Linked DNA regions of Homo sapiens: region 1 is linked to region 2. A link is a loop called in an ENCODE intact Hi-C map of the cell type or tissue named here. Cell type or tissue: Calu3. All regions are shown on one strand.

Region 1 (8,000 bases), 270 kb before region 2:
AGATATGTTTTAATGGTTGTTGCTTCTGACAGAGCAGTGGAACCCCTTAGTGCTACTGTGAATGTTACTGTAATTTTAGAAGATGTAAATGATAACAGACCTCTTTTTAACAGTACCAATTACACATTTTACTTCGAAGAAGAGCAGAGGGCTGGGTCGTTTGTGGGCAAAGTAAGTGCTGTAGATAAAGACTTTGGGCCAAATGGAGAAGTAAGGTATTCTTTTGAAATGGTGCAGCCAGATTTTGAGTTGCATGCCATCAGTGGGGAAATTACAAATACTCATCAGTTTGACAGGGAGTCTCTTATGAGGCGGAGAGGGACTGCTGTGTTTAGCTTTACAGTCATAGCAACAGATCAGGGGATCCCTCAGCCTCTCAAGGATCAGGCCACTGTACATGTTTACATGAAGGATATAAATGATAATGCTCCCAAATTTTTAAAAGACTTTTACCAAGCTACAATATCAGAATCAGCAGCCAATCTGACACAAGTGTTAAGAGTATCTGCCTCAGATGTTGATGAAGGTAATAATGGACTTATTCACTATTCTATAATAAAAGGAAATGAAGAAAGACAGTTTGCTATAGACAGTACCTCTGGTCAGGTAACACTAATTGGCAAATTAGACTATGAAGCAACACCTGCCTATTCCCTTGTAATTCAAGCAGTGGATTCAGGGACAATCCCCCTCAATTCAACGTGTACTTTAAATATTGATATTTTAGATGAAAATGACAATACCCCTTCTTTCCCTAAATCAACACTCTTTGTTGATGTTTTGGAAAACATGAGAATTGGTGAACTCGTGTCCTCTGTTACTGCAACTGATTCCGATTCAGGTGACAATGCTGATTTATATTACAGTATTACTGGGACTAACAACCACGGAACTTTTAGCATTAGCCCAAACACTGGGAGTATTTTTCTTGCCAAAAAACTGGACTTTGAAACACAGTCTTTGTATAAATTAAATATAACAGCAAAAGACCAAGGAAGACCTCCTCGTTCATCTACAATGTCAGTGGTTATTCACGTGAGGGACTTTAATGACAATCCTCCTAGCTTTCCTCCTGGAGATATTTTCAAGTCTATTGTTGAGAACATTCCCATCGGTACATCTGTCATTTCAGTGACTGCACATGACCCTGATGCAGACATTAATGGTCAACTATCCTACACAATCATTCAACAGATGCCAAGAGGCAACCACTTTACCATAGATGAAGTCAAAGGGACTATATATACTAATGCTGAAATAGATCGGGAATTTGCTAATCTCTTTGAGTTGACTGTAAAAGCCAATGATCAAGCTGTGCCAATAGAAACTAGACGGTATGCTTTGAAGAACGTGACCATTTTGGTTACAGACCTCAATGACAATGTCCCAATGTTTATATCACAAAACGCCCTTGCTGCAGACCCATCAGCTGTGATTGGTTCCGTTCTGACAACAATTATGGCTGCTGACCCAGATGAAGGTGCTAATGGAGAAATAGAGTATGAGATCATCAATGGGGACACAGACACCTTCATTGTTGATCGTTATAGTGGAGACCTGAGAGTGGCTTCAGCGTTGGTGCCTTCACAGTTGATCTACAATCTCATAGTTTCAGCAACAGACCTTGGGCCTGAAAGGAGGAAATCGACCACTGAATTGACCATCATTCTTCAGGGCCTTGATGGACCTGTTTTTACTCAACCCAAATATATAACTATTTTGAAGGAAGGAGAACCCATTGGCACAAACGTGATATCAATAGAAGCAGCTAGCCCCAGAGGATCTGAGGCCCCAGTGGAGTATTATATTGTTTCAGTTCGTTGTGAAGAAAAAACTGTTGGACGCCTCTTTACTATTGGACGACATACTGGTATAATTCAGACCGCAGCCATTCTGGACCGGGAGCAAGGAGCATGTCTTTACCTGGTGGATGTTTATGCCATAGAAAAATCAACTGCTTTTCCCAGAACACAGAGAGCAGAGGTAATGATTTTGTAGTCATTTATTATTTGTTGATTTGCTTTTTAGAAAAATCATTCTCTTTATATTTACTCTCTATAATTGTTTACCTTCATTGTTTATTGTTAAATTTGTGAACAGGAACACCTAAAAATGTTCTGTCAAAGGCTAACAGAGAGTTACATAAACTTTAGTTTTAATCTTGGTTGCAACTAAACAACAAACTTTCTTTTCACTTTATATTTTACTTTATAGCAATCACATATATAAGGTTAAGGAGAAATCTTTAGCCATTTCAGAGGGGAAAAAATCCATATATCTAAGCTAAATTGCTGAGGTAATCTAAATACCACTCAATAAGGAAGGCTACCAGAAGATGGGCACTTTCAGAATTAAGAAGACCTATTCCAAAATGAAGAGCTTTGGTAGGAATCAGCATTGTACCATAGCTCTTCAGGAAGAGTGGCCATGGAGGATGGGCTGACAGTGTACACCAGGACAGTATTAACTTTCACATCCTCAGCAGTCTTGGCAGTTTCTTTATAGACAGTGACTAATTTTAATGTGCTGAGCCAAGTTTTGGAAGATTCCTGATTTCATCTGCCTTAACATTTTAGACACTGTCTTCTGACTTAGGATAATCCTTCCTTTTCCCTCTTAAATTAAGGCATGCAATGGGCTGTGAATAATCAGAGACTAGGGATTGTTTCTTGACAATACTGAGTTCAATGCCATGGGATAGATACACTCTGTTCTGTTTGTTGGTGAGTAAGAAATTAGTGTTTCATAGCATAAGCCAAAAGAATTCCAAGCTCAGCCTTCCCTGGAGTGTATTTTAGGCTACTGCCTCCTTGTATCGTTGATTTGCTTTTTAATTGAACTACTTTCAATGTTATTTTGATAATCAACTAGAAATGATATAGCTATACTCCAGAAAACTCTTGTTTGCTGTTTCTCAGTTCATTCTTTCCCTCCCCAGGCCCCTCAAAGACATTCTAGTGTCAGTCAGCCAAAAACACAAACATCAAATGTGGTTTGTGATACTTGGCAGTGACCCAGACACAACATGCAAGTGAAATTGAGGCTCATGTGCTTGTTTTCTTGCTTCTTTTCTTTTTTGGGGGGAGGAGGTGGGGATTTTCTTTATTTTAAATGATAATTTATTATTATTATTATATATTTTTGTATCCTCTGTGATTTTTTTTCATAGTAGTTGGTTATGTCTATCTATGGATGGGGAAGAATATTTATGGCTTAAAGGACCATATTAATTAGAGATATAATTCTAAGGGGAATTCAATTTTATCTTTACCTACATAGCACTGAAAGGATTTCTAAGCCAAATAACCTCTTTTACCTAATTATTTAAAAAATATTTTAATATAGGGCTTATATGTTGAGCTATTTGGTGTAGCTCAGGCCATGATTTATATGTAATTGAATTTTGATTTGAAGTTATCCATCTTCTAAACCCACAATCCTCTCTCTAACTTTCTTCTCTGGAATGAATACTTACATGAAAATATTTGATTAGTTTGAAAACCAAAATATTGATTGAAGGCAGGAAATTAAGTCATTCCAGACTTTAGATGAATTTGTTAAACTGTAAAACAGATTATGTTATTAGATGCTGTTGTTTGGTTCAGTGTAGTACATTTTATTAGAATACTATGGAGAATGAGAATAAATGCTCAGTTTTATCATTAGATTTATTGTGTCTTTTTTATTTACCCATTAGCTATGCAAAGATTGGCTTAGCATGAAAGTATTAAATAGTGCTGCCTCTGCAATAGGCAAGAAGATTAAAAATGTTTATAAGTAATTTTGTTATTAATAGGGGATGATTTGTTTATTACTTTTTATAAGTCAAGTAACACCAATATGAAAAGTTATCATATATACTATGTTCTATTCATTTAAAAATCTGGGGAGAATTCAATGTGATGATTTTTTTAATTAAAAAAAAGTCAGCATATCTTCTGTGAACTTAAGTGCTGAAATTGTAAACCCAATTTGAGTTCTCAAGATCCAACCACTTTGAAAATGAAAAGCAAATGTGTTTCTCCAAAGAATATTGAAAGCAGTGGTTGTGAGCTAGAATTTCATATTATTATTGGTTGGATTTTTCAAGTGTATACAATAAAGTGCTGTTTTCCTTCTGCTCAAACAATTAATTTACTGTGATTCTGCAAAAATAAGTTATACATTTCCTCTTGTTATCAAAGGCGATTTTTAAATTGTTTGTTTAATTGGACTTTGTCCAGCGCATTTTAAAAAATTATTCATGTACACTGATAAGAGTCTGGGTTGCTTACTCAGGTTTCTGGCAGAGTCATGCTGATCACATTCCATGGGCAGGCAGAGAGTCAGCGGGTAAAAGAGAAACAATTTCATCTGCATTCTTTTCCTAGCTCTGACATTTGGGGTAAGAGGCTAATGACTATGACTCTGATATTGTTCATTCCAAAGATGTGTCCAGTTATACACCTTTACTTACGCTACTTGTTATATCCAAAGATTTGGCATTGGTAGTAATGTCATTGAAAGATTGTGTTTGGGTTTCAGACACAAGATTAATTACCTTTTTATTTTGTCTCTTTATGTTCTCAGAAGAGCTTAGATAGTCTTGATTATGTTAGAATAGGCCATGTAAAGTTTGTGGCATTTTTCTAGGTTCACCAAAAAATAGATATATGTACTTCAGTAAGCATTTATCCTTTAATGTGTATTACATAGGAACATGCAACTTAGGAACGTGGTTAGACCTCATGATGGTCAGGGGCTTGTTTTATTGGTCTTTGTTATTTCAGACCGTGGCATATTACCTGATGTATAGTAGGTGCTCCATACATGTTTGCTGAATAAGATGGTAGAAGACCTAAGATCAGAACATATGTCTTTATAACTTGGGAATAAATCACCAGAGAAAAGCTGAGGAAATGAAGGAAGTTAATAAATCTGATGCTGCTCATTAATTGAACTCAGGTCAGAGCATAATAATTATCTCTGCTCTACAAATGAATTGATAACTGTCAGGAAACTCAACAAGGAAGAGGAATTTACGTGGGTGTTCTGATATGGAGCTTAGTGTTTAAATGGAAGGAAGCAATCTTATACATTCAGGTAGTCACCAGGCCATAGTTCCCAAACTTGCTACATTCAGGACCCCTTTATGCTCTTAAGAATTGTCAAGGACACCCCTGGAGACTTTGTGTAAGCATGTCTTGTCTATTGATATTTACCACTTTTAACAGTACAACTGAGGAAATTAAAAATATTTGTTAATTCATTTTAAAACTACATTATATTTTAAATATATAACATGTTTATTTTGTTTTAAAAAAGTTTATTTTTTCTAACTAAAAATTAAAGAGTGGCATTATCTTACATCTTTACAAATCTCTTTAATATCTAGCTCAATAGAATACAGCTGGATTCTCAAATCTTCTTGGGCAATATATTGCAATATGTTGTGTTTTTGGCTAAAATATACAAGCAGAATCCATCCTTACACAGATATTTTGAGTGGGATAATAGAGAAATAGTTTGCCTACTGCATCAGAAGTCCACAGTGGCAGTTTCTTAAGACTTACTTGCAGTGTGGAATATGAAACCCTGTCAGCAAACTTTTCATAGTCTGTTACATAAAAATACATTTATCTCGCATTCGTAATGATTTTTTTTTACCTATTCCTGATTTAGAAATATCAGGCATTGATCATTTCAAAATTATTGGTGTAACTGATAAGGAATTTATCATAAAAGTCTTTAATATATGACTCTCAACCTGTTGGTGATGGTTAGAAGTTTTCCAAATTTGAATTTTTACTCGAAAGCTCAAATTTCACTATTAGTAACATATATTGTTGTTTTCCTGGAAGTGTCAGGCTTCCTTTGTTCATGATAAAAAGAAAAGATTATGCATACTCAAATATTTAAAAAGAAACAGTTGCTCTTTCGAGTAAAAATCGTATTCCACAAATCAAGTGGCTAGTTCAGCTTACAATTCAATTACACATATGCATTTCTTTGAGAAAACCACAATACCTAGGTACAGAGTAATGGGTCTTTGTGCACATATTGCTTTGTGTCACACAGGATATTGAAAAGACATCAAAGTTGAGTCTAGATTTGATAAAATTAATACGTTTTTTGTTTTCTCAAGAAAACTTATTTACCTTTTTAAATGAAATAGTTTTGTTTGTTTGTTTGTTTTACTGTGAGTATGTGGTGGTGAAGAACACAATTACTGCTAAAGTACTTTGGATCTACTGCTTTGATTTGTGCTAAAGTACCACCAGTTTTACCCACCATTGCTTTTGCACCTCTAGCATAAATGCCAACACAGTGAACAAAGGCAGAGGATGGTTTGCATTATCATGTAAACAGTGTTGATTTCCCAGGACTCCTTAAACAGGTCTCTGGTTTGCATGGAGGTCCATGCATACTCCACAGTGAGAGAACCATTGGTGTGGGTAGTGAGATTTTGGCAGTTCAGTTAACAACCAGGAAAAAAAGAGCCACTCGAAATAATATATTAAAAGTATGTTTGGAATATTAGGTAAATGGACTATGATTCATTAATGATTACAAATGAGTTTTAGCAATCTGATAATAAATTAATTTATTTTCACAAGAAACTATTAAGATTTCCAAGAGAAATGATGGAGACATTTGTGAGGTCAGTTTTGGATACAAACGTTAGAAATGATTTTCTTTCACAGGGTTTTGAATCACAGTAGTGCACCTTAGATTAAATGTCTGTATATCTTGTGTATTGAACCTCACAAGCAGAATACAGGCAAGAGAGCTGGATATATAATAACTGTTATTATTATAAAATTTATTGAATATTGCTATGTTTAGACATAATGATAAGTGCATAGTGATAAGTGCATTTTTAGGGATTTTATTTAACCCATACAATACTAATATCATTTGCATTTTGTAGCTATGGAAACTGAGTCTCAGATAAGTTAATAAGTCGCTTAAGTTCATATAGATAGAAAGAAAACCATATCCAGACTTGAGTAACTTCACAATGCATCCTCATAACTACTCTTCTATCAAGCTGGATCAGTCTGTGGTTTTGGTTAAGAGAAAAGCTCTTTGCCCTATAGCTATGATGATATATGTATGCTTTTTAATAACTTTGTTTTCACTCTCTGATTTGTTGCTTAAAAAGCATTTAAGGCCAGGCAAAGTGGCTCACACCTTAAATGGGAGGCCAAGGCAGACAATTCCTTGAGGCCAGGATTTTGAGACCAGCCTGGGCAACATGGTAAAACCCCATCTCTACTAAAAATACAAAAATTTGCCGGGCATGGTGGTGCACGCCTGTAGTCCCAGCTACTTGGGAGGCTGAGATAGGAGAACCACTCAAACCCTGGGAGCAGAGGCTGCAGTGAGCTGAGATCATGCCATTGCACTCCAGGCTGGGTGACAGAATTAGACTTTATCTCAAAAAAAAATTCATAAGTATTTTTATGTATTGTGTAAAATAAAGGGAAACAATTTTTGCCTACCACAGCTAAGGCCCTCAGCAGATCGGTTACATCCCTAGGCATCATTAGTGGTGGTAGCAAGGAGCCTAAATTGAATTAGGAAGACTTCCAAGGGTTTCTAGAGCAGGGAAGAAGATGAGAATTTGAGAGAAGGGAGCTGAAGGCAAATGGAGAGCAAAGGTAGATGAGGGGCCTCTTCTAACCTACAGCACTATTCACTTTGGAAGCAGTCACTGGAGTTTAAGAAGGTGGAGAATTATTTTTGAATTTTTAGGTGATAAATCATCTTCTTTGGAATAATGATGGGGTTGGAGTGGATGGAGTGTGAAGATTATTTTAAATAGGAAAACATTTTACTGCTTCCTATGTGTTTGAAGTCAAGAGTGTTTCTTTAAAAAACAGCCTGGGATAAATTTTTTGATTTTGTTTCTTCCCTATTGGTATGTTTTTAAATGTATTGAACAAAATGCTGTGAATTAAAGGGCTTTATAAATTTTTAAGATGGGTACAAATGTGTATGACAAACAGGATTATTGA
Region 2 (8,000 bases):
TCTTATAGACACAGCTGTTCTCTTTGCCCTCCATTCATTTCCAGGAGCACTAACTCGTCAGGTCTTTTTCATGCTTTCGCTTATTTGTTTATGTTTTGTTTTGTTGTGTTCACTTTGCCTAGCTTTATATTCCTTAGGCTGCCTGGTCCAAAAATCCTCCTACAATTAGGAACTTTAAATGAAAATGTTCCTTAACCCGGGTGAATCTTCAATCCTTATTTCTAATCTAATCTAGGCAACAATGAAATCATATAACTGCAACTGCCTGAAGTCATATGATTGCACTTTTTTGACCCTTAAATACATTGTAAAACTTACTCAGGATGCCTAAAAGAATTCTCCTCTGGCATGTGGCAGGAAGAGTTTTAAAAGGCCTTTGTTAGTTAACCTTTCTCTTGGGCTAAGCTTACAAGCATCCTAGTTTATAGAAAGCAAATTATCTCATGTTTAAGGCTTTGGGCCCTTTTTTTGTGGTTGTGCCGGACACATGGCATATAACTGAAGTAAACAAATGGTGAGGAAGTCTTAAGTGATATTCAAGAAAAAATGATAAAATGCCTGAGATAACAAACTTTTATGTTTGTTAACATGTCAAAATTAGATTTGAATACAATGTAATTTCTGATTTAAAAAAATTCTTTTAATGTGCGTTTAGTACCTCAGATTGGAGGTCACCTTGATAGCTTTTAAAATGTTATATAATCATCCATTAGCTAGTAATAATTCATAGAAGTTTGAATAATTAGTTTTATTGCCAAAGGATATCTGAATAAAGGAAGAAATGCACATATCCTGGGGCCTCGCGTTTGAGCTAGGTGTCACAAATCTATGCTTTTTACAAATTCCAAAAGTGAGCATTTCAAATGAAAATTATGCACAAAATTTAAGTAGAAACTTCAGACATAGAAAAGGCCAAAGTAGACAAGATCTCTTTACTATTTCATAAGTAATACTAAATTCTAAATAGCATTTTATAATTCTAAATATTAACAGTTTAACCACAAGTTTGCAAAATTACCCTAAAGATGAAGAGTGCCCCATTCAAAAAGGAAATACAATGTAGGATGCTCTCATCATGTAATTTACCTCATTTAGCCTGCAAGCCATTGTGTGCAGTAGGGAGATACATCAAAATTCTAATTTCTATATATGTAGTCAATTGAGACATTGTATTAGTCAGGGTTCTCTAGAGGGACAGAATAATGGAATATATAAAAGGGGAGTTTATTAAGTATTAACTCACACAGTCACAGGGGCCTGCAGTAGGCTGTCTGCAGGCTGAGGAGCAAGGAGAGCCAGTCCAAGTCCCAGAACTGAAGAACTTAGAGTCTGATGTTCGAGGGCAGGAAGCGTCCAGCACTGGAGAAAGATGTAGGCTGGGAGGCTAGGGCAGTCTCATTTTTCACATTTTTCTGCGTGCTTATATTCTAGCCATAGTGGCAGCTAAGATTAGATTGTGCCCACTCAGATTAAGGGTGGGTCTGCCTTTCCCAGCACACTGACTCAAATGTTAATCACCTTTGGCAACACCCTCACAGACACATCCAGGATCAATACTTTGTATCATTCAATCCAATCAAGTTGACACTCAGTATTAACTATCACAGACATTAATAACTTGCCCAAGGCTGTGCAGTTGTCAAGTTACTGAACTATCTTGTCAGACCTGGGCCTATCCAATTCCAGAGTACATTCTACATTTTTATTTTGTGGAAGGTAAAACAAAATGTGAAAATATATTAATTTTCAATATGCTTTTACTTGTGATATTGTCAATAATAAACAGGACTGGCTACAGTGCTACATGGAGAAACAGGGGCTTTGGATGAGAAAATCCATCTTTGCACCCTTGTTGTCATTTTCTAGCTGTGTACTTTTTCATTGATTTCACAAATATTTATGTAGCACCTACTATGTACCTGACACTTTTCCAAATGGTAAAGATATATCAAAACAGAACAAAACAGAAAACTTCAATAGGTATGCATTCCAGAAAGATGGGGGTGGGAGATAGGGGTGAATGCTATCCAGGCCAAGAAAAGAGTAAATGCAGAGACTTTGAGGTTGGATGAAGCCCATTGTTTCAGGGTCTGGAAACAGTATACTAGCTGGTAAAAAATATACTAGGCTGTGGCTGTCACTGGCAGGAAATATTTAACTTTTTATTTGACATCTCAGTAGATGGCCAGTGGAAAGTCAGAACAACATAGTGGTTAAGAGTTTGGCTTCTGGCATTCAATGGAAAGATTTGGTATTGATTGATATATTTACTAACTCTGTGTCATTTATGAAATTTTTTAACTTTTCCCTAAGTCTCAGATAATTCTTGTGTAATGTAAGGATAATAAAGTGACGGCCTCATAGAGGTGACATGAGTGCAGAAGGGGATTAGCTGTATAAAAGTTCTATTTTTTTCACATGTTCTGGCATGCGGTGAATGTTTATTGAATAATAAACTTAATGAACTATGTGCACACATCAAAAATTATGCAACATTTCTGAGAGAATTCAAGAAGATCCAAGTAAATGGAGAGAGATATATGTCTGTGGATTAGAAGAATAAATATTGTTAAAATGTTAATTTTATAAAATTTGATGTAAAGGTTTGACAATCTCAATCCAAATCTCAGCAAGAATTTTTTTGAATGAAAATCAACAAACTGATTTTAATATTTTAATATGAAAATCCAAAGGACTGGGAATAACCAAAACTGTTTTTTAAAAAGATTAAAGTTGGAGGATATGTTCTACCTAATTACAAGAGTTAGTATAAAGCTATAGTGAATGAGACAGTGTAGTTGTGAGTTAAAATTAGACAAGTGATCAAAGGAAAATAATAAAGCAACCAGAAATAGATCCACACATATATGGTCAACTGATTTTCACGAGGATGCAAGGCTTCTTTTTACAAAGGATGCTGGAACAATTGAATATCTTTATGCAAAATTAAATTTGAAGGTTACTTCACATCTTACAGAAAAACTAACTCAAAATCGATGATAGATCCAAAAGTTACAGCTAAAATTAGAAAACTTTTAGAAGAAAACAGAAGAAAAATCTTTGCAATCTTGGGTTCTGGATAGATTTCTTGGCTAGGACCCCAAAATTATATAATATCCTAAAATAAATTGGTAAATTGGACCTCATACATATTAAAATATAATAGAGAAAAGTCTTGCTATGTTGCCCAGACTTCTCTCACACTCGGGGCCTCAAGTGATTCTCCTGTCTTGGCCTCCCAAAATCTTTTGCTCTTCCAGAGATGCTGTTAAGAAAATGAATAGGCAAATCACAGACTAGGCAAAAAGTATATCAGACTAAAAAATTGGATTCAAAATCTATGCAATATTTTTACAATTTAAGACAAGAGACAACTTGATAAACAGATGGTGTAAGATTGACATCAAAAAGGCTGGAGGGACACTTTAGGGTAAGAGAAATGTTCTATATTATGATTGCAGTGATGGTTTCACCACATCTACATATATCAGCCAAAATTATTAAAATTGTATGTTTAAATTGCTAAGTATTATTATATTATATTTTAACTGTTTCAACTGTTAAGCAAAAAGAAAAACAACATTGTCCATGGGTTGTTACTGTTGACACTGAGTGGTGATGGGCATGTGGAAATTCACCATATTATTTTTTCTATGTTTCTGTATTAAAAAGTCAAAGATTATATGTTGTTAAATGGCATGTAGGAAAGTTATATGATTCTGCCAGAATATATAACATTACAAATCCAACTTAAACTGAAGGGCGTGGTGCTGAAGGAACACTCTATGTGAAGAATGAATTGGAGTTAACTAAATGAAAAGGCATGCTGGGGTATTAGAGGAGAAATTATTTCAGCACGAGGCATAGATTTTTAGCAGGATTGAGAATAGCATAATTGAGGGACACTTATAAGACTTGTATGGTTAAAGTTCCCAAAGTAAATTTTGTTATAAAAGTTTCAAATAGATTTTATTATTGAAAGAGTCAAGGAATAAATTTCAGGTGACATATCATGATACAAAGAGTGGAGAGGAAGCCAGTCTCCTTAGTCTGAAGAGGATATAAAATCAGTGTCCTCAGCCTTTTTGACTTTAAATCTGATAGAATAATTTAAAAAAACCTTTAAATTAAAAAAACAAGCAAAATTTAATAGAATCAAAGGATAATTCAAGAACTGAAAAATTACAGGTTTAAATTACAAATAAAATCATGCAAGTATTGATGCATTTAGCTTCTCCCTAGATAAAATGTGAAGTTGAAGTTAATTTTCAAGGAGGAGGATAGTAGAGTCTTCAAAAGGGTCCTTTATTAAAAAGAGAAAACAATTTTACAACTTCCTCCTACTGACTTTTGAAGAAATTTCTTTTCAGGCAAATAGACAGCTACCAGTGAGTCTCATAGGTTTAGGGAAAGAGGAAAGACATCTACCCTCCACTCTACACTTCAGGCTTAAGGCTCTGCACATTGAGGAAGAAAACCAAGACAGACTCTTATTAACTGGTTACAGCCACATTCTTCAGCAGGTGATCAGCAAGGACAGAGAAGAGGGCCAAGTCAGTTTTCCCTCTTTCCCCATGTTAAAGGTTAGCGTACATGGTACACTAACCAGTGCAATCAGGGACCTTTACTTTCTTATAGACTTCAGCCTCCATCCCCTATTTGGTTGGGCACCGAGGGAAATCATCCCAAAATATGTATATTTTTGGTCAATTTTTCCTTTTTGTATCTCTAGTGCCTAGATAAGTACCTGGTATATATCAGGTACCAATGAATATTTGTTGGATACATGAATAAAATCCTTAACCTGAAATAATTATTACATTTAACTCGTGTACAGAAGACACTGAACCACGTTTCACCCCTCATTATAATCTCTTATCTTCTCAGTAGCATTTTTCCTATTCTAAATCACTTCTAACATGAATCTACTTAATAAAGCTCCATTTGAATTATTTTATACATTCTTGAAGGAAAGCGGCTCACATCTCTGCTCCCTATGCATTGCTACAGTTTACTCATGTGCGTGTTTCCATAACATTGCACTCTGGATTTTTCTAAAACAAAATGTTAATGTACTTTTAACTAAAATATTTCCAGCCCATACATAGCAATTAATAGATATTAGTTTCACTATAGCCAAGGCAGTTTCTAGATCCATTCATATTATTTAGTTAAAAAGTTATAAAATGCATAAAAATGGTAAAGTTTTCATTTTCTTTGAACATCACGTATGTTTTAGTATAGTGTCATATGACAGGGCTGACAGAAAAATGTTGGAGGATTGAATAACTTTGAGCACTGTATAAAAATGTCAGTCTGAGAGGAAAATATTATAGACCCTTTCCAAATGAAAATGGGTTGTGATTTAGGGAAATATCCAGTTTTTATTATTTTCTGGCATCAGAGGCTAATGTAATAACTGTTATAAACTACAGAGAGTTGGGATAACTGGCTTGGCTTTGGAGCCAGCAGTCATTACTCAGTATCATGTCGTCTAAATCTTTGGGACTATGAAAACCTGAGGCTTTTCCCTATTGTCCAAGGAAGTCTGTGTGGGGTCTGGAAATTGCCCACTTTTCTATAAGCCTTTACCGTCCTCCCTTTTTCTCCCCTCCAGGCAACCCTCATGCTATTTTTTTTTAAACTTTGTGTTTTCCTGTCTTTAGTCTCACTCCCTGCCCCACTGTCTATTCACTTGTCACATAGGGCATTACACAGAGGATCCACAAACTGTTATTTTCTGTAAAAAGATAAAGCACAGGAGGTCTGGAGAATAAACAAAGTCATTTTTGAGTGGTCTTTTAATTCACTTATACTAATTTCACTTGATAAAAGGAACTCCCACCCTTTGCTTCTGGAACAAGTCTTTCATCTTTTATCTCTGAATTCTCTATGGCCAGATAAACTATATATACCATTGCAGTACATTTCATTTCCTTCCTTTAATTTCCTCAGCACTAATTTTTTTTTGAAGATTTGACATTGGTCAGTACTCTTTAAAAAAGAATAAAAACAACATTATAATTGTGTATCTACTCACAGAGCATCTTACATGATGTGATTTCTTACTACTGTATTTTCCATGAAAGGGCTAATATAGAATCTGCCCTCTGGGTCACGGGTCTGCTGCTGTAAGGACACTGCTGTGTCTGTGGTTGTGGCTGTGACTACAGTAGTCAGAATGTGCGTTTGATCTGTGCAAGACTCTGGTTTGGTTTTATCCATAGGGAGACCAAACAATTGGATCTTAGCCTTCTAGAAGCCATTTCATGAATCCAATAATTCAAGCTTTTAAAACATAAAACTCAACTTTCACTTAATTAGAAATCTCTAAATCCTAGGATTCTTAAAGAATGTCATATGTGATGGGGCTCTTCAGTGCTAAAGATACAGTGGCCACGGTGTGTGGATGAATATTTAACAACCGGCTCTTAGGGGAGGGGAAGCCCCAGTTATAGTATTTGCTGATTTCTGTGGTGTAAATACTCCAATTATTGTCAATTTTGAGCTACCTTGGAAACATCAATAAATGTGGAGTTGGGAATTAATGGATGCAATTTGTTCTTGGGAATGTGCCTGAGCAGTTTCAGCATCCCCTGTGAGATGAACAAAAGAATGTATTTGAATCAGGCCATAGATATTAATTTGAAATCACTACTTTAGAAAACATAAATATCAAGTGTTACGTGTTTTTGCTACTAAAAGAAAAGAAAAAGCGTTAAGTGTGCTTCAGGGTGAAATGTTTTAAATCAAATAAACTAGAAAGAGAAGTCTGGGTTGAGGAAGCAACATTTCTGGTGCAGATTTAAACACAGCCCATGTAAACAATATAACTTTTTTTTTTTTTTTTGGTATTTTCGTTTAGTAGAGACAGAGTTTCACCATGTTGGTCAGGCTGGTCTCAAACTCCTGACCTCAAATGATCCACCCACCTCAGCCTCCCAAAGTGCTGGAATTACAGGTATGAGCCACCGCACCCGGCCTAAAAAATATGATTTGTTCGTAGTTTCTGTAACTCAACTTATTTTTTTTCTCCTCCATTCTTTTGTGGTGCTGGTAACAATCCTCAATCAATTTGGAATCAATTGTTTTTCTCAAGTTGCATATAATATTAGGGAGGCTTATGTCATAGTAAACCATTAGCAAGCAGTAAGCCATCCTTGTCAGTGCTATGTGTCCACTTTGGCATCTGCTGAGATGGTTATAGAACACTGATAGTCATTGATCCATGCAGTAGATATGTCCTCTCTTCCTAACTATATGACTTCCAAGTCTTCTCAGTTATAACTCACTATTTTCTTGACATTGAGAGAACATGGTAGGGGATCTGTTGCTCCCACATCTTTCTGTTGTAATAGGAACTAAGGCTGAACTTGTCTAGATACAGCATTTACACACTTCTATCATAGGATGATTCATTATCACCCTCTACTCTCAGGGACCCACAAACTTATATATGCGTGCTGCTCTTTCCTGAAGTTTTCATTCCAAGTACTGGAGAGCAGACTTCTCCTTCCTTGAGACCCACCTTTATCCACATAATCAAAATTTCTCTTCCAACTATTTCTCAACCTCTACCACTATTAGCTTGGGGCACCTGTCTTGTGTCCTAGACTGAATGATGGCACAAAGAAAGCCTCAGTTTAATTCATGATGCTTTATTTCAAATTGTTTTCTAGGTTGTGAGCATTTTGTTTTCCTTTAAAGGTTTAGCCTTCTGGAATTCTAGAGTTGGGGAGAGAGTCCTCCATTTTCTCCTTGATAGTTTTACTTTCCTCTTTAAGTAGAAGAGCACTAAATGGTCTAGCATTTAAATTTAGGGAAGGGAGGATGAGGGAAAGGAAATATCAGGGAAAAAAACTTCCTTAATATCACAGAAATAGCATACCATGCTGGATTTATTGGAGCATTAATTTTTTTGTATTTTTATTAAATGTTTCTGCTACAAATATAGAAGAGCTAGTGGCCTAACCACAAACATGTTTTTTCTTCACTATTAG

Evidence for each region. A loop is a pair of places that touch in the nucleus more often than their neighbours do. Peaks named below come from ENCODE experiments on the same cell type or tissue, not always from the same donor. Only the 100,000 strongest peaks of a DNase experiment are listed, where the experiment ranks them.
Region 1: a loop joins it to region 2, with 3 times the contacts of the local background. A loop is called at or near these places in 4 of 110 quality-filtered maps.

Annotation. Positions count from the first base shown.
Region 1 is chr4:125,319,604-125,327,603 of GRCh38, forward strand. It overlaps FAT4 (FAT atypical cadherin 4), which reads left to right. Exons shown (of 18, transcript NM_001291303.3): 2 at 1-1,983. Among named protein-coding and RNA genes, the nearest start is that of FAT4, 8.6 kb to the left of the region's middle. RefSeq lists an enhancer at 5,980-6,584. In Calu3, no CTCF peak of the experiment used is centred here; a DNase peak (open chromatin) is centred at 4,308.
Region 2 is chr4:125,594,014-125,602,013 of GRCh38, forward strand. No RefSeq gene overlaps it. Among named protein-coding and RNA genes, the nearest start is that of MIR2054, 91 kb to the left of the region's middle. In Calu3, no CTCF peak of the experiment used is centred here; no DNase peak of the experiment used is centred here.